Linked DNA regions of Homo sapiens: regions 2 and 3 are each linked to region 1. A link is a loop called in an ENCODE intact Hi-C map of the cell type or tissue named here. Cell type or tissue: gastrocnemius medialis. All regions are shown on one strand.

Region 1 (8,000 bases):
CTTTGGATATTGGCTCTCCCACTAGAAATAGCCATTTCGCTGGCTGGGTGTGGTGGCTCACACCTGTAATCCCAGCATTTTGGGAGGCCGAGGCGGGTGGGTCACAAGGTCAGGAGTTTGAGACCAGCCTGGCCAATATGGTGAAACTCTGTCTCTACTAAAAATACAAAAAATAGCTGGGCTTGGTGGCACAAGCCTGTAGTTACAGCTACTTGGGAGGCTGAGGCGGGAGAATCGCTTGAACCCAGAAGGCGGAGGTTGCAGTGAGCTGAGATCACGCCACTGCACTCCAGCCTTGGCAACAGAGTAAGACTCCGTCTCAAAAAAAAAAAACAGCCATTTCTCTTACCTGCCAATTTAGACTGTAAATTTCATAGGCATAGGATAAAACTTTCAGTACAATCCATAGTAGAAGGTAAAAGGCTGGAGGGATGTTTTTATAATGCCAGAAACAGTTACTATAAAACGGACTGTAGGGCCTCCTGGATATACGAAGTGTGGGGCACCTACAGTAATCTCTTTGGCACTGCAAAGGGGCTCCTAATCTTTATTTTTCTTTTTAATTTTTTTTATTTTATTTTATTTTTTTTTTGAGACGGAGTCTCACTCTGTCGCCCAGGCTAGAGTGCGGTGATGCGATCTCAGCTCACCGCAAGCTCTGCCTCCCGGGTTCACGCCATTCTCCTGCCTCAGCCTCCTGAGTAGCTGGGACTACAGGCGCCCGCCACCACAACCGGCTAATTTTTTGTATTTTTAGTAGAGACGGGGTTTCACCGTGTTAGCCAGGATGGTCTTGATCTCCTGACCTCATGATCCACCTGCCTTGGCCTCCCAAAGTGCTGGGATTACAGGCGTGAGCCACCGCGCCCAGCCCCTAATCTTTATTTTTCTTACCCTAAAAAGAAAAGACTCTCCTTACCCTAAAGTCAACATGCAACTTGTGATCTCGACAGATGGGGCAGGGATTCCCAACAACTTTATTCCGACGCTGTAGAGAGAAAAAAAACAGCAGTTAAGGATGTTCAAACACGTCAGAAAAAGTGCTGCTGTTACTGTTACTTGTGGCCTCCCCGCACTCCACATCCCACTCTCAGAAACTCACAATACATGTCTTCCGAGTCCGCTGTGGGGGTACACCACCCTTGTGGTTGCGGCGGTAGTCAGCCCAGACGGGGCGAGAACCATATCGCTCCTGGTATTCTGAAATGAAAGATCATACAAGTTATTCCTGGGTGGGAGTGTAGTGGGTGGCTCTGTCCACTTATCTCAAATCCTATCTGACCCTCCCTTTCCCCCTTTAGAGGTACCTTCTGATTCCAGATATTTCCAGGGCTCATCCTTATAAGGAGAAATGGGAACTGAGGACAAAGAATCTTCCTCAGAGGGAGCTTTGGTGCAAAGAGTCTGGAGGGGAACCTACAAAGGAGAAGAAAAAAATAAAAGAATGAGTTTAAGGAAAGGACTAAATTGTTTTGCTTATCACACTTTGGAAAGGAGGAATGCACACATACTGCATTAATGGAATATAACAGGAATGCATATGTAAGTTAAGTATTTTTGTTGGGTTTAAATTGACATAAATCAACAACCACTCTCCTTTTCTACAATTGGATCCTGAAAGAAAAGCTAAGTTAGGGGATATATGCCTAAAAAACAATCTTATTTCAGAAGACAAATAAAAAGTCTAGTACAAGGCCGGGCGCAGTGGCTCACGTCTGTAATCCCAGCACTTTGGGAGGCCCAGGCAGGCGGATCATGAGGTCAAGACATCGAGACCATCCTGGCCAACATGGTGAAACCTTATCTCTACTAAAAATACAAAAATTAGTTCGGCGTGGTGGCATGCGCCTGTAGTCCCAGCTACTCGGGAGGCTGAGGCAAGAGAATCACTTGAACCCGGGAGGCGGAGGTTGCAGTGAGCCAAGATTGCGCCACTACACTCCAACCTGGCAACAGAGTGAGATTTCGTGTAAAGAAAAAAGAAAAAAAAATCTAGTACATAAAAGGTATTCTTGCTTTTTGGAAATAAATTGACTCTGGTGGAAGAATAAAGTAAGAGGAAGGATATCTAGGTTCTTGGAACTAAGATGTGTGGTGGGGAGGGGATGCAGAAGACAGGTGAGTCTCCAAATCAATCCAATGAAGTCACTGAGTTGCCCATTTTCATAAAAGCTGAAGGTCAACATTCTACAGGGCAGAACAAACTTGAGTCCTAACGCTAGTTTTAAAGCTACCAAGGCTGTTATTATTTCTGTGTTGACCTCTGTCACCACTCTTCAGTCCCACTTTAGGGAGTGGCAGCTGGGCAAGCCTTCCTATCTCACCGTGCCCCACCAAGAACCTCCAGAGAGGTGAGTACACAAGACTGGAGGGAAACCTCAATTCAAAGGACGGAGTTAAGCTCTCATAACTCCGATAAGAAACTGATTTAATAAAGAGAGCTGAGAAACTGTCCTCAGGTCGTAAGAATATATCCTGACCTTATTGAGAAATAGCAAGGTTGGTAGAAATTGGGATCCCTAATTTCCCCAAGGACATTCCAGAGCAACACAGATTTAGTCACCACTTGCATAGTTAACAGCTGGTTGTGGCGCTCGCTTGGGGAGTACATATGTTATGCTAAAATTGCAACGATACAGAGATTAGCATGGCCCCTTAATTAGTTAAATAATTTTTAAAAAGCTGGTTATGCATGACTGAGGGTGGACAGGGGTCAATTCCATCACTTAAGTTATTTTACTGAAATGGCATTTTGGAAAAAGGATGATACCTAACCCTGGCGTTTAGTCCTCGGCTCGGGATTAGAAAATGCGCGGGGTGTGGGGGGGGGGTTGCAGGAAGTACTGCCTAGACAGCTAAGACACACGTGGGAAGGTCTCCACTCGTGGATTCCTGACAGTGGAGCGACAACCTCGAGAAGGTATAACCAACTTGAGGTTGTGCAAAATGTCTTTCGAAGAGTTACCTGAACTCTGTGAGAACCTCGGAAGAGAGATAGCATAGGAAGCCGCCTCAGCACGGTGTTTAATACAGACGCCGCCATCTTGACGTACGCCCAGGACAGGAATTGACGGAAAGGCAACTGCGCATGCTTCAGGAAACTGAGTAGGGCAGGGCCAAGGACAAGCCCGCAGTGCGGAAGGCGGCCCCACGTTTGCGTCAGGACGGAAGCGTGAAAGGGAAGGCATGGGGGAGAAGCTAATTTCAACTGCGTCACAATCGAATTAGACCCCAAAATTGCGGTTTTTTTTGGCCAGTCACTACGACTCTTAGATCGCATTGTTAAAGTTTGCCTTTTAAGCAATTTTGAAGGCGATTTTTAGCGGTATCCTCTCAGTGCGCATGCGCTCTTAGGTTTCTACCAATCCTGGGTGAGAAATGTTCTCCAGGGCGGAAGTGGCGGAAGCAGAGGAAAGGGAGGTGCTAGGCTCCTGGTCACGCGCACGCGACAGGGAGGCAGGAAGGAGGCGGAAGAGAGTGCCAGGGAAAGGGGCGGAGCAAAGGTGAAGTGAGAGTAGCCAATCAGTTGGCGAGTTGTCATTTGGGTTGACCAATGAGTTCACGCCTCGCGTATAATGTCTCGCGACAAGGGCGTTTCACTAGCACGTTTGGGCGCGTTGGGCGGCGTCCGGGTATAAAAGACTCCACCCGAGCGGGCGGCCGCCATTCTGGGGTTCGTTTAGAGGTAAGTTTGCCTACTTTGTCGTCTAGTGGGTAAAATTTTGCGGAGAGCGTTGGATCTGGGAAGCGGGATAGGGATGGATGGGTTCATTTGAGAGCCACGGCTTAAAGCGGTTGCGATCAGGATGGGACACAGGTTTGTTTGGGGACAACAAAGATGGCATTTGTGAGTGTTTTGAAGCAACCCGTACTGATTACATCTTTCTCCCTTGTGTTCCTTTTATCCCAGGTTTGAATTTTCTCGGAGAAAGACAGGCCGGCCACGAGGAAAACAGAAACAAGCCGCAGCAACATCTAAGCCCTTGAAAGGATCCTGAGAGAGGGGGGAAAGGGAAAACAGCAGCCACCAGCCCAACCACTTGTGTCTTCTGCCCCTTCCCACCTATCTTGCCCACCCCACCAGCCCACGCTGCTTGGGACTTGAAATCTGTGGCCGAAGGACCGTCACTACATAACTTCAAAAATAATCAACCACCCTCCCTTCCCAAACCACCCAAATTCACTCATCCAGCGTTTACTTTTTTGAATCCACTCAGAACTTTTTTCTGCGACCCCCCTCCCTAAATGGAGTTGGGTGGGGGGGAAATGAATACTGAGTTGGCCTTTATTTTTTAAAAGACTTTTTGATCCAATGAGGCCCCCTAAATAATTGAGTTTTGGGTCCTGGTTGGTTGTTTTATTTTTTTTCCTCCAAAATTTTACCCCCTCCCCCCTGAGCCCGAGGTGCTGACGTCGCAAAAAAATTGGATAGTAAGTGTCGAATTTTCAAAAACCAGCCTTGCAACAAGAAATCAACGTTTCCCGTTGTGAAACCAAAAATAATGAGAGGAAGAAATGAGACCATAGAACAAATAGAGAACTGGAGAAGGACCAATCTGGTCACTTAATCTCCATTAAAAAGGGCCTGTGGGTCTAAACAGTCTTGTTCTCTCTCCCCTACCACCTATCTCTTCCCTGCCTTGCTGCAGGCAAAGAGAGGGTGGAGGGAGGGCCAGCAAGTGAGGATTTTGATGGTTAACCCTTGGTAATCCAGCCAATTTCCAGACTGCCAAAGCCATATGTGTTTATATAAGGAGGAATGGTTACCTTCCTCTGGTTAGCAGCAGTCTTCAAAAGGGTTAATGAGCTCACATACAAGAGATGGTGGATCTTGTGGCCCAGAAGTACCACTTCTTTGTGTGTGAGACAAGCAGGGTGCCTTTCAATTTGCCAGATTAATAAGCAATCTGTACATAAAGATTGCAGGGTAAGGAGATGGGCAGAGAGAAGTAATAGCTCGCTATAACTTTTTAAATGACTGTTAAATCCTCTCAATTTTAATGTAATTTGCTTGGGGTATATTTGTGTGGTTAAAATAGGTGGCAATCTAGGAATAAAGATTGCAAGACACTTAGGACAAAATATAATCTTAGTGCCAGTACATACAAGATAATAGTTGGGGAGGTAAAGAATGTCTTATAATTGTTGCAGATTGCATAGGTATTTAAAAGCAAAAGAGTGATTAACATTTTAACTTGATATTTTTTGGTGGGGGAGGTACAGTTAAATAGAGGGTGGAAAGGTTGGGAAATGTGGAATTTAGGAGTATAATTTTAAAAGCCATTTAGTGCAATTGAATGCTAGCTTTCTAAAAGATTTGTGTCGTTAAAAGGAATTTTTTTCTTCCCTGCTTCAATATGGCGACTTTCCTTGTCCTTTTGTCTTCCAAGCGGCGTTGCAGGTTGTGTCTTGACCCATTTTTTTTCCTGTCCTCCCACCTCAACCCTATTTGTTGAGAGGGGTCCAAGTCCTTCCTCCCCCTTTCCCTCTATAGGGAGGATGGGGGTGGTCGATGGTAGCCGGTTGAACCTCCGTTGCAAATTCAGTTCTTCCCTGCAGAAAATTGTTCTTTTTAATATTTTAATTGCTTTAATTTTCACTACGCTCTTACTGATCAAAATAGGTCAAAGATTATTCACGATGGGGAACTGGTTTTTGATTTTTTTTTTTTTTTTTTTTACTAAAAAGGTGTTTTATAATGTAACTGAAGCTACCGGCAGAGCCGGGTGGCTTTTTAGTTTAAGTCCTCTTTCTCCATTACAAAATGGCGTCCCTCCGTCTTTGTTGTTTTTCTCCCCCTTTTGCCATCCTGAGCTTAGGGCCGCCCTAGAAACTTGGTCAAGTGGGAGGAGCAGCCTTGAAAGGTGATGTAATCAGCTTTCTTCCTCCTCTCTCCACCCTCTTGAAGCTCCACCCCTGAGCAGATGCTTTTGCACTGCCTGTGCTCGTTGCTGCTAGGGAGAAGACATTTTCCTTATTTTCATTATATAAAATATCTTAAAGGGATAGGAGCTTATAGGAATTAAGTATCAAGGCTGTCCATCTCTGTGTAGTTCTAGTTTTTATAGAACCAGTTTTTATTTTCACTTTCCTTCACTCATCACAACTGCTTGTAATTTTTCCCCACTTCAGCTGCCAGGGGTGAAAAAACAGGCAAACCTAAGACTGGGAAGCTTTGAGGATGTGTGTGAGCGTGTGTGTATGTATATATGTGTGTAGAGGGAGATGGGAAAGACACAAGGGCTTGCAAGAGTAACTTGGAGATAAACGGGCCTAATGACACTGAAGTGTGCCATTTCTGCTTAGGAACCAGTGGGCCTCCTGCATTTGGTCGCTTTGTGTAATGAGAATCGGGGGAAGGTGGGTACTTTTAGGACTTTCTTCTAAATCGCCCTCATTCCCACCTCTCAGTTTGGGGATAAACTGTATTCAGTGCTGTATCACGTTCTGCACTTGATTAGTTCCTGTACATTGGTACTAGGATAAGAAGTGAATCTTTAGGAAAGGAGGCGGCAGTTGTAAACTCAAGGCAGGGGGAATCAAGCTACGGTTTCTGGTAAGCAAAACCTTTCTGGTATTACATTTCACAACTTTCATTTTTTTTTTTTCCCCAAAGAGCCACCTTTTTTGAATTTCTTTTTCCTTCCCTTCTAAAAGAAATTCCTAAAAGCATTAATGAAAAAATGATGTCCTCTTCATTTTTCAACTCATGCAGTGCTGTGGCATTTGGTGCATGTTCAGAAGCCATGCCCTATCTGAGGGTGGTATTGGGTGTCTGGTTCCTTTCTTCCCCCAAATTTTTCAAAGTCAAATCTTTATCAGACTCTCCATATAATTTTAATTTTTAAAAGTCCTGCACTGAAGCGTGGAGGTTCTAGGCAGAATTGGAAAGTATAACTGCCCTCTGGTGACCTGGGTGAGACTTAGGGCTAACTTCCTACTGGGTACAGATTCTCAAATTATTACTTAAGCTTCTGGATTGGATGGGAGGGACTCTTCACATGTCTGTTGACTACAAGCTTTTTTTGTTTTGTTTTGTTTTTTTCTTTTAAGCAGTTTGCCATGTGCCTCTGCAGCATATCTTCCTTGGGAGCTGAACATTCTACCCACTGGGGTTCCTGATCTCTAGTGAGCCAGGGGATTAATAAAGAAGATCTTCCTTAACATGGGAGATGGGAAGCCAGGTCTACTAGGGGAACCACATCCATTCAGAAAATCTTGGAAAACCTGATCCTTGTAGTTTGTGGCCAGAGTTCTAGTCTGGGGTCTTTTTCTATGAGTCAGGGTGGTATATCATTTTGCATCTTTATTGGAAGGCAGATAAGCTTTTGAGGAGCTCATGTATCAGGTTTGCAAAATGACTGAGGGGTAGGGGCTTACTACTTGGAAGAAAGCTATGACCTTGTGATGAATCACCTGAGAGACATAATTCAGTCCACTATTGTGTCAAACTAGGAAGTGCCTAAAACACTGAAGAAAGGAAGGGGAACATAAGGGGTTAGGTACAAATCATTTTCATTTCCAGAAGTGCCTCTAAATTAAGGTAAATTTGGGACTTTTTTCTCCTTTTGTTAGAAGACAGTTATTTTTTAAAGAGCTCTGACTTGCACAGAATTTTTATCCTGAACCAATTCAGTCCTGTTTCATTGGTGATGGGTGTGGAATAACTTTAGCTATGCTGGATATTTTTTCACCCTATTTAATTGAATAACCCTCAAGTAAAATTCATTTTGAAGGCAGGAGTTGGTGTCACAGACGTTTATCTCTGGTAAAAATGGTAGAAAATTCCCCAATGCCTTGTGCCAGTAGAGTATGGCTCTGCCTGAAACATTCTCCATAAGGAACGCATAGCTTAGGATGAGGTGGAGGTAGGCCAGGGGGTTGCTACCTCACTCCCCACCTTCTGTATGTTCTGCAGTCAAGAAAATAGCAGCTCATTAAAAGAAGACATAATCATGCCGTGGATTACTTGTGGTTCCAGAAAGCTTTCTTAAGCTTTC
Region 2 (8,000 bases), 1.0 Mb before region 1:
GAGGCTGAGGCAGGAAAATCGCTTGAACCCAGGAGGCAGAGGTTGCAGTGAGCCGAGATTGCGCCACTGCACTCCAGCCTGGGTGACAGAATGAGACTCCGTCTCAAAAAAAAAAAAAGTGGAAGGCTCTGACAGGTACCAGACCATCAGGTTTCCCGCCTTCAAACTCACCCCCCTACAGAATAACTGCTTATTCCCCAAGGAGGTCAGTTCTGGCACCACTACACTCCATCATATAAGACTGAGACTTAAACTTGCTCATGTGCCTCCATGAAACTGAATATGGGTGGTCCTTGATTTAGCCAAAGAGGACCAAGGTCACTTGGCTGAAAATACAGTGCAGGGTTCATGCATCCCATGGTGCCCAGACACAGCTCCCCAATTAAGTGCTGCACTCACCATCTCCATGTGCTCCATGGGTGACGCTGGCTTGTGCCCAGGACTTTACCCCGCTTGGAACCAAAGGAGTGTTCTGGGGAAGTGTTCAGAAAGATGATAAATGATGTGGGTGGGGCAGCTATGAACCATTCTTCCTCCCCACCCCTCCAGTTCTCCAGGTACCTCGGGGGCTGCTGGGGGTCGTTTCGGCTGGTTGGAGGCAGGCGTCTGTGAAGCCGGCAGTGGCTGCGATTCCGGCGGCTGAGCGGTTGAGGCATCGGAACTGAGGGGACAGAATGGGAAGGTTATTCACACCTGAGATGCCTCCCTGACTTCTCCAACTGGTGGAGACTCAGGACTGAAATCATGCCCATTGCTACCATTTACAAATATAAGGACAAATTAATTTTGTCATCCTTTGTAGGCTGTTGTCTATTTTTTCATGCTCTCTCTCCAAGACAAAAAGCTAAAGTTTAGTACCATTCCTTAGTCATTTAACAAGGAACCTGCAATAGGTAAGAAAGGGACCTCTTCGTCTCTGGCTCAGACGTGGCTGGACTAAACCAAGCCCCAATGCTCCCTGAAGTTCAAGTTAAAATACCCATCACTCTAGGTCCCCCAAGCCTCTGTCTACCTCTTGGGGTCGGACTGCTCCTGTTTGCTTGCCCATCCTGTTCCGTCTTTTGGCACTAGTGAGACATTGGGGTCATTGCCTTTGTTCTCGGCTTTCAGGCTTGGAAGGTTGGCTGGAGGTGGCATACGCCGGGCAATGGCAACTTTCCCGAGACTCTGCAGGCCATGGCGAGGGGCAACTGGAGAACAAGACGGAGAGAGGGTCGAAAATGCCTCATGTGGGAGATCTGATGGCCTCCTATCCTGGGACACATTTATACATGTTGAATATTTTATTACCTACTTCCTCCAAACTTCTCTTAGAAGGGATTCCTTCCCCTGCCCTTAATAATCTCTGAAATCGCGCTGATTGTGGTGGCTCACACTTTGCAATCCCAGCACTTTGGCAGGCCGAGGCAGGCGGATCACCTGAGGTCAGGAGTTCAAGACCAGCTTGACCAAAATGGAGAAACCCTGTCTCTACTAAAAACACAAAATTAGCCGGGTGTGGTGGCGCATGCCTGTAATCCCAGCTACTCAGGAGGCTGAGGCAGGATAATCGCTTAAACCCAGGAGGTGGAGGTTGTGGTAAGTCAAGATCACACCATTGCACTCCAGCCTGGGCAACAGGAGCTAAACTTGGTCTCAAAAAAAAAAAAAAAAAAAAAAAAATCTATGAAATCCCTATCAAGAAGGCTGAGATATGTAACATTCAATACTTTTATGTGAGATTGGTTGATCATGAGCCTGCAAGAAGCAAGCTGGCCTCAAAGTTTCCCAAATCCACATTTATTTTCCTCCAATTCTTACGTGTCCAAAGACAGGGAACCACAGACACGCCTTTGTAGGAGGATAACTGGTGTTCACCCAGAGCCCACACCCCCTTTAAAGGACCCAGTGTAAAGTTGGGAAATCTCCTCTAGTCTTTTGGTATTTCTACTACAGCCACTTCCCTTTAAAGAGCTCTAAAACGTATGCCCCATGCATGCCTAGCTTTCAACCATCAGAAGCATCTTTGCAGGACTCTCACCAGCGGGTTTCTGGATCTCTAAGGACTTGCCCTTATACGTATCAAACAGGTTGAGCGAGGAATACTTCTTTCCATCCTTTCCCTTGGCAGTCGGCCCCGAGCGATCGGACATTGCGCTGGAAGCTCATTGAGTATGTTGGGTCCTGCAGGCACCTCCCCCAAAACGTGCCAGAGCCTGTGGGCCAGACAGCAAGTGTCTCAGTCTCTGTCCCCTGTACAGACCATAACAGAAACTTAAAAACTCCATTGCATTATCATTAGGGACTCAGATATGAGGCCCTCTGGTGTCTTTTCCTCCAGTCTATGTAAACTGCCCACTCTTCTCAAGCAACCATGATCTACTTAGCTCCCTCATAGCTCAAATGCCATGTTCCCTCCTTTCCCCCAGACACCTTTGTCAAGGAAATCTAAGTAAAAATCCAGCATCCTCCTAGTATAAACACTCTGCCCTTTGTGCCTGTCTACAAAGAGTAATTCCCTACAAGTAATAATCTCTTCTCTCTCCACCAAAATCGTTTCAGAGACTTACAACAGGACAAATTCAAGCAAGAGAAAACTAAAAAAGAAGCATACAATTCCATCAGAGAAGAAGAAACAACACTTTAGATTCCCTGTTTATTGGACACAAGCTCCCTAATCATGCCCCCAGGGCCCTGTACCCCAGGCTCCCAGCCCAGCAGCCTCGTGTCCATCTGGGAAGGTTTGCAGGAAGGTATGCTGGGAGTTTAAGGATTTTATGAGCTTGCTCAGCCGGAATGGGGGTTGGTACCAGAGAAATCCTCATAGAACAACTAGGGCTGTACATACTCCCAGGCTATAGGAACCTCAAGTATTTGAAATATCCCATCTTTTCCTAAACTTGCTCCTGTATTGGCTCCTGGAAAAAATCGCCTCCAGATGAAATACTGTTTTACCATATGAAGAACTGAGAAAAAGCATTATGGAGCCACCTTAGCACCCTGTAACCATGGGCCAGAAAACAGAGGGCCAAGGCCAGAGCCATCTTCGTTTTCCTATCCTCATTAAAAATGTCCATCACCAGTGTTTCTTTACTCGATACCTCCAGCTCCCTAAGCAAGCCGGACGACAGGTCTCTCAGTCCATTCCAGAGTGACCAGGCATTCGTTTATGGACGGGAACAGTGTAAAGAGATGAGAAATAGTGGGGAAGAAAGCAGGGAAATCCAGACAGGCCCAGAATGAAAGCTAAAATTGGGGAGAAAGAACTTTATGACAAGCTAGAGATAAGATGGATGTTGCTTCGTAGGTGTTTGAGGAGGCCAATCTGTGAAGATAAATATATGAAGGGAAAACGAATACAAGAGTCATGTAGCGAATAGACCAAAACTAACAGAAAATAATGAATACGAAAGCAGGTGGAAAATATATGGAAACAGGAATGGCAAAAAAAAAAAGGATGTAGACAACGAAGTAAGGGGGCAGAGGCCCAAGAAGAAAAACGGGGTTGGGGGAGAAAGGAGACGAGGAACAGGAAAAATGAAAAAGCAGACATAGGGCGACTGAGCAACATAGAAAGCAAAGATGCTGGGATAAAAGCAGGATTCTAGAGTGGGAGTGGCTCGACACGAAGAGGGGCGTCCAGAGGGGGGAACACAGCGCTGGATGATAGGAGGGGGTCCAATATGGAGGAAAAGCGCCCTTCCGAGAGAACCGTCGGGCGCGGCCCACCACCACGGGGCGGCAGCCGGGGAGGGGGCCCACAAATGGGGGTGAAAAGCCAGGAGCGCAGCGGAGGGTAGGGAGTTACGGACCCAGGCGCAGGGGTCACCCCCTGAAGCCAAGACGGTGGGTGGTTAGGGGCAGACTACGGATCCTGAATGAACTGCCGGAGGTGCGGGTCCCGGAGTAGAGGTACCGGAGGGGGAGGGGCAAGCAGGCCCGGCAGCAGGAGGACAAAATGGCGGCGGCTAATGGCAGCTTCTCCTCCCCCCGGCCCACCACCGCCGCCGCCGCCGCCACCGCCACCGCCACCACCTCTCCCGCGCCGGAAAAGGGCGTCAGCGCACGGTTCACCCAGACTCACCTGGCCGGGTGCGCGGGGATCCGGGACCCGGGCCTAGGGGCTCCCCGGGACGGGATGGCGGTGGGGCGGGGGAGGATGGCGGCGGATGGCGCCGGGTTCGGCTCCTCCCGTCTCCCTCGCTCACTCCGCGGCTGAGCCCCGACTAACGGCCCATCCGGGCAACCGCCGCCCCCGGGAGCACCCCCTCCCACCTCCCACCTCCCTCCGCGCCTAGACACGCCCCTTAATTTGCATAAAGGGCGGGGCACTTTCTACCCTAACCCTCTACTTCCAGGGCTGTCTTTAGTTTAAAAAAAAAAAAAAAAGGGCCGGGCGCGCGGAGCATGCGGAGGTTATTTGCATAAAGAGGAGGGACTTAAGGGCACTAGGACCCCGATTGGCTAAGGAGGCGGGCCCCCAGCGTCGGCCGTTGAGCCGTGTTGAGGGGGCGGGAATGCGGTGCAGGTCGGCTGGGCGGTTGGGACGCAGAATTTACACGACGAATGTGGGAGAAAGAGGCGGAGCGTGCGTCGGACGTTAGTAGAAAGATGGGAGCGGAGAGACGTTGGGACGCCAAAAGTGGAAGGCAACGACACACGGCCCGTGGCGCCTTCAGCTAGGGAGAAAGAGAGAGAGGACGGGGGCTGGCGGGCGGGATTAGCTGCCGGAGGGCTGAGTTTCCGCAGGCCTGGTAAGAGTTCCAGCTCTCGCATCCCTTTGCCGTGAGTTTGAGGAGGTGGTTGGAGCGGGGAAATGCACCAGAGGGGCGGGGCCTTCCAGTTATTATATTACGTCATGCAAATGAGGTGGCTAGACAGACCAATCCAAAGGCCCCGGGAAGCGTTTCGTCCGCACCACGCAGCGTAGGCATTCTTCGGGCAGTTCTACCTATTTGCATAATGTATGCAAATCATTTGAACAAAGATAGGCTAGGAATGACTCGTTCATCAAAATATGGGCAACCATCGACTAAGACGGACATTTAATTTTATAACCTATAATTTTCATGAATAAATTTTTATATTTGAAATTATTGGGAATTTGTAATTTCTTAACAATGGGTTTCATTTTGTGAAATGCAGTACTGTTACCCTCCTTTGTCTCTTACTACCCGATTCTAGAACTCTCTGCTCCCATCAGAGTTATACCCATTCAACAGATCATTCAATGACTATGATTTGAAGGCGCTGGAGATAATGCACAGGATATTATAGAAGTAGAGAAATAAGGCCTGGCGCGGTGGCTCACGCCTGTAATCCCAGCACTTTGGGAGGCCTAGGCAGGTGGATCACGAGATCAGGAGTTCAAGACCAGCCTGGCCAACATGATGAAACCCCATTTCTACTAAAAATACAAAAATTTGCCCTACGTGGTGGCGGGCGCCTGTAATCCCAACTACTCGGGAAGCTGAGGCAGAGAATTCCTTGAACCAGGGAGGCGGAGGTTGCACTCCAGCCTGGGTGACAGAGCAAGACTACGTCTCAAAAAAAAAAAAAAAAAAAAAAAAAAAAGAAGGATGGGCGCGGTGGCTCACGCCTGTAATCCCAGCACTTTGGGAGGCTCAGGCGGGCGGATCACCTGAGGTCACGAGTTCGAGACCAGCCTGACCAACATGGAGAAACCCCGTCTCTACTAAAAATACAATTACCCAGGCGTGGTGGCGCATGCCTATGATCCCAGCTACTCGGGAGGCTGAGTCGGGAGAATCGCTTGAACCTGGGAGGCGGAGGTTGTGGTGAGCCAAGATCGTGCCATTGCACTCCAGCCTGGGCAACAAGAGCGAAACTCTATCTCAAAAAAAAAAAAAAAAGAAAGAAGTAGAGAAATAAAATATGATTATGCCTGGGGTGATTGAGAAATGTTTCTAGAAAAACTCTTATTAAGAGATATGAGGCCGGGCGTGGTGGCTTATGCCTGTAGTCCTGGCACTTTGGGAGGCTGAGGCGGGCAGATCACAAGGTCAAGAAATGGAGACCATCCTGGCCAACATGGCAAAACCCCGTCTCTACTAAAAATACAAAAATTAGCTGGACTGGTGGCGCGTGCCTGTAGTCTCAGCTACTTGGGAGGCTGAGGCAGGAGAATCGCTTGAACCTGGGAGACGGAGGTTGCAGTGAGCTGAGATCACGCCACTGCACTCCAGCCTAGCGACAGAGTGAGACTACGTCTCAAAAAAAAAAAAAAAAGAAAAAGAAGAAAAAAAGGGCCGGGAGCGGGAGCAGTGGCTCACGCCTGTAATCCCAGCACTTTGAGAGGCCAAGGTGGGTGGGTCACCTGAGGTCAGGAGTTGGAGACCAGCCTGGCCAACATGAGACTCCATCTCAGGAAAAAAAAAAAAAAATGATATGAAGAATGATCGGAGTAGATATCTGTCAAAAATATATAAATAAATAGATATGAAGAACGAGTTAGAACTTACCCAAGTTTCAGAAGAAGGTGTACATCTCAGGTGCAGAGAACAGATTAGTGGAGGCATGAGTTTGGGGGCCTGTGCCTAGGCTGATATGGCTAAATAAAGGAGGCGGCTTATTCATTATGAAAAGTGAAGGCAGAAAAGTTTGCGGAAATCAGATGAGAATTTTAGTCAGAGGCTCAGTAAGATTTAAGATGACTTCTGTTTTCAAACTTCCAAAATGATTCTCTTCTCCCTTCTCCCCGGCCGGCTACCACACATACCGTTTTGTTACCCTTTGCAGCAAAATTCTTAAAAGGGATGTCCATAGTCATTGTCTCCAATGAGTTTCTCCTTCCAGTCTTTTTTTTTTTTTTTTTTTTTTTTTGAGACAGAGTCTCACTCTTGTCACCCAGGCTGGAGTGCCATGGCGTGATCTCGGCTCACCGCAACCTCCACCTCCCGGGTTCAAGCGATTCTCCTGCCTCAGTCTCCCGAGTAGCTGGGATTACAGGCACCTGCCACCATGCCCAGCTAATTTTTTGTATTTTAGTAGAGATGGGGTTTCACCATGTTGGCCAGGCTGGTCTCCAACTCCTGATTTCAGGTAATCTGCCCGCTTCGGCCTCCTGAAGTGCTGGGATTACAGGCGTGAGCCACCACGCCCAGCTGTAAATTCTTTGCTTTATTTAATAGCACCAGTTCTTTCATTCATCTACCCATTCAAGTGTTTTTTGTTTGTTTGTATGTTCGGTTTTTTTTTTTTGAGACGGAGTTCGCTTTTTAGTTGCCCAGGCTGGAGTGCAATGATGCGATCTCGGATCACCACAACCTCCACCTCCTGGGTTCAAGAGATTCTCCTGCCTCAGCTTCCCAAGTAGCTGGGATTACAGGCATGCGCCACCACACCAGGCTAATTTTGTATTTTTAGTAGAGACGGGGTTTCTTCATGTTCGTCAGGCTGGTCTCGAACTCCTGACCTCAGGTGATCTGCCCACCCCATCCTCCCAAAGTGCTGGGATTACAGGCATAAGCCATCGGCCCCGGCTCATTCAAGTTTTAAACATTATTGAGGGCTTATGATATGTCAGGCACAATAGCATAGGTCACTTTATCCCCATTTTTAGAAAAAAGCCTCACAGAGGCTGAGTGATTTGTCAAAGTGACAAAGCTTATAGTGGTGGAGAATGTTGGTTCATGGTATTCCTTGCTCTTCATGAAATCTGTCATGGGCCTGAGTACCTTGTTTGGACATGTGTTTTTGACCTGCCTGCATTCTTTGAGGTTAAGGCTGTCTTACACAGCTGGAATCCCCCTTGGTGCGTGAAACCATCTGCTGTAGTGGACACACTATAGCGTTGTTGATGGATTGTTCATATGGCCAAATCCTTGCCACCTTTCCCTCAAGACCTGTCTCTCCTTCCCAAACCCAGGAAAAAAATCACCCAAATAAAAACTAAGCTGACTTGATCTGGAGGAGGGGGTAATTTATTTAATTTGTTGACTCTGGCTTACAATTTTGTCTTCTGTTTCCATATCTGGGTCATTAGAAGCCCCTTCAATCCC
Region 3 (8,000 bases), 1.2 Mb before region 1:
TGGTCCGTTAATGACCCTGGGACTCTTCCCGCGCGCGCGCGGGCGCGCGCAGCTGCGCCAGTTTAGCGTCCAGCTACCCTGACACTTCGCACTCCGTTCCCCCAGCGAAATCTGAATTTGCCTCCCAGTTCGATCCCGCAGACTGTCAGGCACCCTAACCTTCAATTAAACAAAACAAAACAAAAACCAAAAACCCAAAAGGCAGGTCGGACGTAATAGGTCACGCCTGTAATCTCAACACTTTGGACAGGCCCAGGCAGAGGATCATTTGAGGCCCGGAGTTCGGGACCAGCCTGGGCAAATAGTGACACCCAACCCCCGTCTCTATTTATTTAAAAATTAGGCCGGGCGCGGTGGCTCACGCCTGTAATCCCAGCACTTTGAGAGGCCGAGGCAGGTGGATCACGAGGTCAGGAGATCGAGACCATCCTGGCTAACACGGTGAAACCCCGTCTCTACTAAAAAAAAATTAGCAGAGTGTGGTGGCGGCGCCTGTAGTCCCAGCTACTCGGGAGGCTGAGGCAGGAAAATGGCGTGAACCCAGGACGCCGAGCTTGCAGTGAGCCGAGATTGCGCCACTGCACTCCAGCCTGGGCGACAGGGCGAGACTCTGTCTCAAAAAAAAAAAAATTATTGAAACTCATAAGTCATTTCAAATCCTTTCTGGACCCTTTCCTATCGCCCCCATTTATAAACGCGTATGATGTTTGGTGATGTGTGTTGTGTGTGTTGGTATCTTTTTCTTTTTTGAGACGGAGTCTGACTCTGTTGCCCAGGCTGGAGAGCAGTGGCGGGATCTCGGCTCACTGCAACCTCCGCTTCCTCGGTTCAAGCGATTTTCCTGCCTCAGCCTCCGAAGTAGCAAGGATTACAGGTGCACACAACCATGCCTGGCTAATTTTTATATTTTTAGTAGAGTCAGGGTTTCACCATGTAAGCCAGGCTGGTCTCGAACTCCTGACTTCAGGTGATTTGCCTGCCTAGGCCTCCACAAAGTGCCAGGATTATAGGTGTGAGCCACCGAGCCTGGCCTCTTCCTTTTTTTTTTTTTCTTTTTCTTTTTTTTTTTTTTTGAGATAGGGTCTTGCTCTGTTACCCAGATTGGAGTGCAGTGGCATGATCTCGGCTTACTACAACCTCTGCCTCCCGGGTTCAAGTGATTCTCTTGCCTCAGCCTCCTGAGTAGCTGAGATTACAGGCATCTGCCACCACACCCAGTTAATTTTATATATTTTTAGTAGAGACAGGGGTTTTCACCATGTTGGCCCAGGCTGGTTTTGAACTGGTGAACCTCAGTGATCCTCCCACCTCGGCCTCCCAAAGTGCTGGGATTACAGGCGTGAGCCACCGTGGCCAGCCCAGTTCAGTGGTTTTCTCCACATTGGCTGCAAATTACAAACACCTGGGCAGCTTTAAATGTCTACACTGCCCTCTTTGAGATTCTGAATTGGCCTGAGAGAGGCCTGGCATCTGTATTTTTTTAGCATCCCTTAATCGTTTTATTGTTCCATTACGGTGGAGAGCCATGGCTCAAAGCTAAAGTATTTGTTCCCTCTACTGCCTGGCAAGTATATAAAAAAAAGATTAGCTATGGGTGGTGGCATACACGTGTAGTCCCAGCTAATCAGGAGGCTAAGGATCAATTGAGCCCAGGAGGTCGAGGCTGCCATGAACCGTGATCATACCACTGCACTCTAGCCTGGGCAACAGAGTGAGACCCTGCCTTAAAAAAAATATATATATATACAGAAAGCCCTAATTCCTGCTGTTTTGGCAGTTAAGCTGCCTTTACTAAGTGCTATGGTCAGAGGCTTTAGTTCCTCTTTTTTTTTTTTTTTTTTTTTTTGAGACAGAGTTTCGCTCTTGTTGCCCAGGCTGGAGTGCAATGGCGCGATCTCGGCTCACAGCAACCTCCGCCTCCCAGGTTCAAGCCATTCTCCTGCCTCAGCCTCCAGGGTAGCTGGGATTACAGGCATGCGCCACCACACCCGGCTAATTTTGTATTTTTAGTAGAGATGGGGTTTCTCCATGTTGGTCAGGCTGGTCTCGAACTCCAGACCTCAGGTGATCCGCCCGCCTCGGCCTCCCAAAGTGCTGGGATTATAGGTGTGAGCCACCGCGCCTGGCCTAGTTCATCTCTTTCATTAATAAAACAGGCCTTTAAGAATTGGCCCAAGGGCCGGGCATAGTGGCTCACGCCTATAATCCCAGCACTTTGGGAGGCCAAGGCAGGCAGATCACCTGAGGTCAGGAGTTCGAGACCAGCCTGCCCAACATGGCGGAAACCTCGTCTGTACTAAAAATACAAAAAATTAGCTGAGCATAGTGGCCGGTGCCTGTAATCCCAGCTACTTGGGAGGCTGAGGCAGGAGAATCGTTTGAACCTGGGAGGTAGAGGTTGCAGTGAGCCGAGATTGCTCCACTGTACTCCAGCCTGGGCAACAAAAGTGAAACTCTGTCTCAAAAAAAAAAAAAAAAAAAAAAAACTTGGCCCCAAAACCAAAGAAACTTACTATATTCCTTTTCTTTTATACACTTTCAAGGAGGATTTCCAGTATTATGTAATCCTTAAAACGTTTTAAGGATTTAAAACATTTTAAAACCCTAGAGGGTAAGGATTTACACAAAGGTGCAACACAGGACTTTAACCGTTTTATTTATGTTTTTTTGAGATGAAGTATTGCTCTGTCACCCAGGGTGGAGTACAGTGGCGCAATCTCAACTCACTACAACCTCCGCCTCCAGGGTTCAAGTGATTCTCCTTCCTCAGCCTTCCATGTAGCTGGGATTATAGACATGCCCCACCGTGCCCACCTAGTAGAGACAGGGTTTCACCATGTTGACCAGGCTGGTCTGGAACTCCTGACCTTAGGTGATCCAACCGTCCCACCTCGGTCTCCCAAAGTGCTGGGATTACAGGCGTGAGCCCCCACGCCCGGCCAGCTAATTCTATTGTTTTTTGTAGAGATGGGTTTTCGCTATGTTGGCCAGGCTGGTTTTGAACTCCGGACCTCAAGTGATCCGCCCACCTCACCCTCCCTAAATTCTGGGATTATAGGCATGAGCCATCGCACCTGGCCCATTTTATTTGATTTTTAAATTCTTTTTGTAAATTGACAAACTTTAGTTGCATATATTGGTACAAAGTAGTTATTAACACAATATGGAGTAATTAAATCAAGCTAATTAACATATCACCTCAAATATTTTTGTGACAAGAACATTTGAAATTTTGAAATATACAATACACTATTAACTATTTTCACCATGCCATGCAATATATACCCTCCACCCACCACCCCCCCAAAAAAAAACACAAAAACTGGCAGGGCACAGTGGCTCACGCCTATAATCCCAGCACTTTGGGAGGACTAGACAAGGGGATCGCTTGAGCTGAAGAGTTCGAGACCAACCTGGGCAACACAGCAAGACTTCGTCTCTACAAAATACAAAAAATTAGCTGAGCATGATGGCACATACCTGTAGACCCAGTACTCAGGAGGCTAAGGTGGGAGGATTGCTTGAACCCAGGAGTTTGAGACTACAGTGAGCTCTACTGTGCTCCAGCCTGGGTGACAGAGCAATATCCCGTTTCAAAAAAAAAAAAATACAATTTATTTCTCCTGACTAAGGCTTTGTTTCCCTTGCACGTCTCCCCATTCCCCCATCCCACAGCCCTTGGTGACCACCACTTCTCTGCTTCTGAGTTCTACTGTTTAGATTCCACATATAAATGAATATGAGCCGAGGTCAGGAGATTGAGACCATCCTGGCTAACACGGTAAAACCCTGTCTCTACCAAAAATACAAAAAATTAGCCAGGCGTGGTGGCAGGCGCCTGTAGTCCCAGTTACTCAGGAGGCTGAGGCAGGAGAATCGCTTGAACCCGGGAGGCGGAAGTTACCGTGAGCTGAGATTGCGCCACTGCACTCCAGCCTGGGCGACAAGAGTGAGAGTGAGACTCCGTCTCAAAAAAAAAAAAAAAAAAAGTCAGCATTTTTTTGTGGACTCCGCTCACTAAGTAGAAGAGGGAGAGAAAACCACCATAATCCCATCTCAGCACCACCCCTCCCCTCCCCGCCCCAGTGAACCCACCTCAACCACCCCTCCAATACCGTTTTGCAGCTGCCATCCGACTTTTCCCTGAAACAAGCCCCACTCTAATCAAGACGGGCACCTGCAATTTCTCTTAAGGCCCACAATTAAGCCCAAACAAAAATATGTGTAGCTCTAACTCCTACACGTATAACTCTTCAGCAGTACTGTTCTTTTCAGACTATAAAGATAGATGGTATTCAGACACTATCCCTCCGCAAATATCCATTATCTTCACATATTAACAGACAAGAAAAAGTTTAACATTTTATTTTTCATATTTAAATAAACAAATTATAAAAACATACATTCCCAGCCTTTGTAGTGTTTTCGCCAAGCAAAAAAAAAAAAAAAAAAAAAAAACAAACAAACTCGTACAGAAGGTGGCAGTGTTGATTCATTTAAAGGGAACGAAACACCCTTACAGTATCAACATTAAATGCAAAGAATTCTAATGAACATATCGGTTGTACTACAAAAATAATGAAGCCAGCTAATTACCATCAGGTTACAACTTTACAAAGAAGTGAAGCAGCAAAGAGCTGAAGCAGAAATGACATAGGAAAACAGCAGCAAAGTCCTTGAGTCCCAACAGTCCACCTCAAAGACAAACATACTAAAGAACAAAGGCCCCTAATCCACCTCCTCAATGGTAGGGCCTGACCCAGACCCTCCCTTGGGACCCTGAGCCCCGAAGCCGCCAGGCCCGGGACCACCGGCACCCTGGTACAGTCCGCTGATGATGGGGTTACACACCTGCTCCAGCTCCTTCCTCTTGTGCTCAAACTCGTCCTTCTCGGCCAAGGTGTTGGCGTCCAGCCACGAGATGACCTCTTGACACTTGTCCAGAACCTTCTTCTTGTCCGCCTCGCTGATCTTGCCCTTGAGCCCCTCATCCTCCACGGCGCTCTTCATGTTGAAGGCGTAGGACTCCAGGGCGTTCTTGGCTGACACCCTCTCGCGCTGCACCTCGTCCTCCGCTTTGTACTTCTCCGCCTCCTGCACCATGCGCTCGATCTCCTCCTTGCTCAGGCGGCCCTTGTCGTTGGTGATGGTGATCTTGTTGGCCTTGCCGGTGCTCTTGTCCGTGGCCGTGACGTTCAGGATGCCGTTGGCATCGATGTCGAAGGTCACCTCGATCTGGGGCACGCCCCTGGGGGCCGGAGGGATGCCGCTCAGCTCGAAGCGCCCCAACAGATTGTTGTCTTTCGTCATGGCCCTCTCGCCCTCGTACACCTGGATCAGCACCCCGGGTTGGTTGTCGGAGTAGGTGGTGAAGATCTGCGTCTGCTTGGTGGGGATGGTGGAGTTGCGCTTGATCAGGGCAGTCATCACGCCTCCGGCCGTCTCCAGCCCCAGCGACAGGGGAGCCACGTCCAGCAGCAGCAGGTCCTGCACGTTCTCGGACTTGTCCCCCATCAGGATGGCCGCCTGCACCGCCGCCCCGTAGGCCACAGCCTCGTCGGGGTTGATGCTCTTGTTCAGGTCGCGCCCGTTGAAGAAGTCCTGCAGCAGCTTCTGCACCTTGGGGATGCGGGTGGAGCCCCCGACCAGGACCAGGTCGTGAATCTGGGCCTTGTCCAGCTTGGCGTCGCGCAGAGCCTTCTCCACGGGCTCCAGGGTGCTTCGGAACAGGTCGGAGCACAGCTCCTCGAACCTCGCCCTGGTGATGGACGTGTAGAAGTCGATGCCCTCAAACAGGGAGTCGATCTCCAGGCTGGCCTGGGTGCTGGACGACAGGGTCCTCTTGGCCCTCTCGCAGGCGGTGCGCAGCCGCCTCACGGCTCGCTTGTTCTGGCTGATGTCCTTCTTGTGTTTTCTCTTGAACTCCTCCACGAAGTGGTTCACCAGCCTGTTGTCAAAGTCCTCCCCACCCAGGTGGGTGTCCCCGGCCGTGGCCTTCACCTCGAAGATGCCGTCGTCGATCGTCAGGATGGACACGTCGAAGGTGCCCCCGCCCAGGTCAAAGATGAGCACGTTGCGCTCCCCCTTGCCCGTTCTGTCCAGGCCGTAGGCGATGGCGGCGGCCGTGGGCTCGTTGATGATCCGCAGCACGTTGAGCCCCGCGATCACACCCGCATCCTTGGTGGCCTGGCGCTGCGAGTCGTTGAAGTAGGCCGGCACGGTGATCACCGCGTTGGTCACCGGGTAGCCCAGGTACGCCTCGGCGATCTCCTTCATCTTGGTCAGCACCATGGACGAGATCTCCTCGGGGTAGAATGCCTTGGTCTCCCCCTTGTAGCTCACCTGCACCTTGGGCTTGTCTCCGTCGTTGATCACCTGGAAAGGCCAGTGCTTCATGTCCGACTGCACCACCGGGTCGCCGAACTTGCGGCCAATCAGCCGCTTCGCGTCAAACACGGTGTTCTGCGGGTTCAGCGCCACCTGGTTCTTGGCCGCATCCCCGATGAGCCGCTCGGTGTCCGTGAAGGCCACGTAGCTGGGGGTGGTGCGGTTGCCCTGGTCGTTGGCGATGATCTCCACCTTGCCGTGTTGGAACACCCCCACGCAGGAGTAGGTGGTGCCCAGGTCGATGCCGATCGCCGCGGCTTTGGCCATGCCGGTGCCCTGCTCTGTGGGCTCCGCTCTGAGACTGGGGGCTGGAAACGGCGGACGGGATCCGCGACAAGAGCTCAGTCCTTCGGAACGCCGGAAACTCAACACGCCGGTGCCTGCAGCCGCACAGGTTCGCTCTGGAAAGCCTTGGGACCGCGGGAGTCACTCTCGAAAGACGAAGCGGACCCTCGCAGCAGCTCCTCAGGCTGGCCGTTTTCCGGACCGCGCGCCCCTCGGCTTTTATAAGTCGTCGTGGAGACCCGCCTTTCCCCTTCTGAGCCAATCACCAAGCTCGATGAGGCTGCCAGGTCGGGAATATTCCAGGGGTTTCGCCTCCCGTCCTGCCCCCCAGCCTTCCTTGGACCAATCAGAGGGCAGGGTGCCGCCCTCTGCTCAGAACTCTCCAGAGTCTTCTGGGATTCACTGGAGGGGACAGGGGCCCTGAGAGAAAGGGGGAGTGGTGGTGGGAAGGGTGTTGGTCTCCATGGCGATGCTGGCCGCCTGCCCTTCAGTAGGTAATTGACAGGAAGGGCCCGCTCTGGGCGGTGCGAGATTGGTCGGATGACTTTGGAGACAACCAGAACCCGAAAGTTACCTTGTTTCTCGAAGGAGGCGGTGCATCGATGTGCCTGGGAAACTCTGATTGGACTGTGTCTGTGAAGGACGGAGCAGCCTTGGGTCCTTTCTCCGAGGCACCTAATGGCCTAGTCTGCCTGAGAAACGGACCGGCTCTCCCGGATGTTTTTTCCGTCTTAATGGGAAGGAGAAGGAAAGAGATAATGCAATATAGTTTTTGACATAATCTTTAACCTACAAGGATAGAACAACTGGGAATAGGAGCCTTTAAATTTTCACAAGGAAAGCAGTTGTGTAAACAGGCAGTTCTTAGCAAGACAGGGGCACCCATCCAAGGAGGAAGGGAGGCGCTGGTCGGGTAATGGGAGCAGTGGGTCCGCCGCACCCCTGTCCCCGCCCTCAGCCGCTCCCCTCAGCTGCAACCAGGAGTTAGAAAAAAATTTTCCTTAGTATGTAGGCCGTCCTTAAGGCATTTGGGATTCCTCCATTTCCCTCCCCATTCCTAGCTTGGGGTCTGGGACACCTCCTTCCTACTTTCTCAATTCCTGGTTCACTCCTGGACGGTGTGTAGAAGTAGGACCTCACAGTCCCGAGTAAGATTTTCTGTCTGTCCCTGAAACCCCTAGGCTGTTACCGTTTTTAGGTCAAATTTAACAAGATGGTGACCCTGGGAGGGAGGTGCGGGGGGTGTTTAGCTCTCTTTAACATCACATACTACAGCTGTTTGGCAGGTGGCCCTCTTTAAGCAAACTGTGTGGAGTGATGCTGGAAAG

The links. Peaks named below come from ENCODE experiments on the same cell type or tissue, not always from the same donor. Only the 100,000 strongest peaks of a DNase experiment are listed, where the experiment ranks them.
Region 2: a loop joins it to region 1, with 2.6 times the contacts of the local background. A loop is called at or near these places in 3 of 110 quality-filtered maps.
Region 3: it touches region 1 in a loop (3-fold over the local background); 2 of 110 quality-filtered maps call a loop at or near these places.

The regions. Positions count from the first base shown.
Region 1 is chr6:30,612,909-30,620,908 of GRCh38, reverse strand. It overlaps PPP1R10 (protein phosphatase 1 regulatory subunit 10), which reads left to right and starts at 3,666. Exons shown (of 20, transcript NM_002714.4): 1 at 3,666-3,685; 2 at 3,911-4,431. It overlaps MRPS18B (mitochondrial ribosomal protein S18B), which reads right to left and starts at 3,069. Exons shown (of 7, transcript NM_014046.4): 1 at 2,966-3,069; 2 at 1,308-1,416; 3 at 1,103-1,200; 4 at 920-988. The coding sequence starts at 3,043. RefSeq lists an enhancer at 2,840-3,408. In gastrocnemius medialis, no CTCF peak of the experiment used is centred here; DNase peaks (open chromatin) are centred at 3,128, 3,488, 4,068 and 5,868; H3K4me3 peaks cover 5,040 bases; H3K27ac peaks cover 6,487 bases.
Region 2 is chr6:31,616,922-31,624,921 of GRCh38, reverse strand. It overlaps AIF1 (allograft inflammatory factor 1), which reads right to left. Exons shown (of 6, transcript NM_001623.5): 6 at 7,907-8,000. It overlaps PRRC2A (proline rich coiled-coil 2A), which reads right to left and starts at 4,207. Exons shown (of 31, transcript NM_004638.4): 1 at 4,064-4,207; 2 at 2,021-2,232; 3 at 1,013-1,190; 4 at 562-661; 5 at 400-472. The coding sequence starts at 2,132. SNORA38 (small nucleolar RNA, H/ACA box 38) reads right to left here and starts at 1,843; the gene lies at 1,712-1,843. RefSeq lists enhancers at 1-143, 144-1,091. In gastrocnemius medialis, no CTCF peak of the experiment used is centred here; DNase peaks (open chromatin) are centred at 4,381 and 4,831; H3K4me3 peaks cover 2,560 bases; H3K27ac peaks cover 3,725 bases.
Region 3 is chr6:31,826,605-31,834,604 of GRCh38, reverse strand. HSPA1B (heat shock protein family A (Hsp70) member 1B) reads right to left here and starts at 6,867. Exons shown (of 1, transcript NM_005346.6): 1 at 4,351-6,867. The coding sequence starts at 6,654. The coding sequence ends at 4,729. RefSeq lists enhancers at 1-552, 5,846-6,474, 6,475-7,104, 7,128-7,939. In gastrocnemius medialis, a CTCF peak has its summit at 4,487 (motif pointing right); DNase peaks (open chromatin) are centred at 4, 3,904, 7,024, 7,594 and 2 weaker places; H3K4me3 peaks cover 3,418 bases; H3K27ac peaks cover 6,621 bases.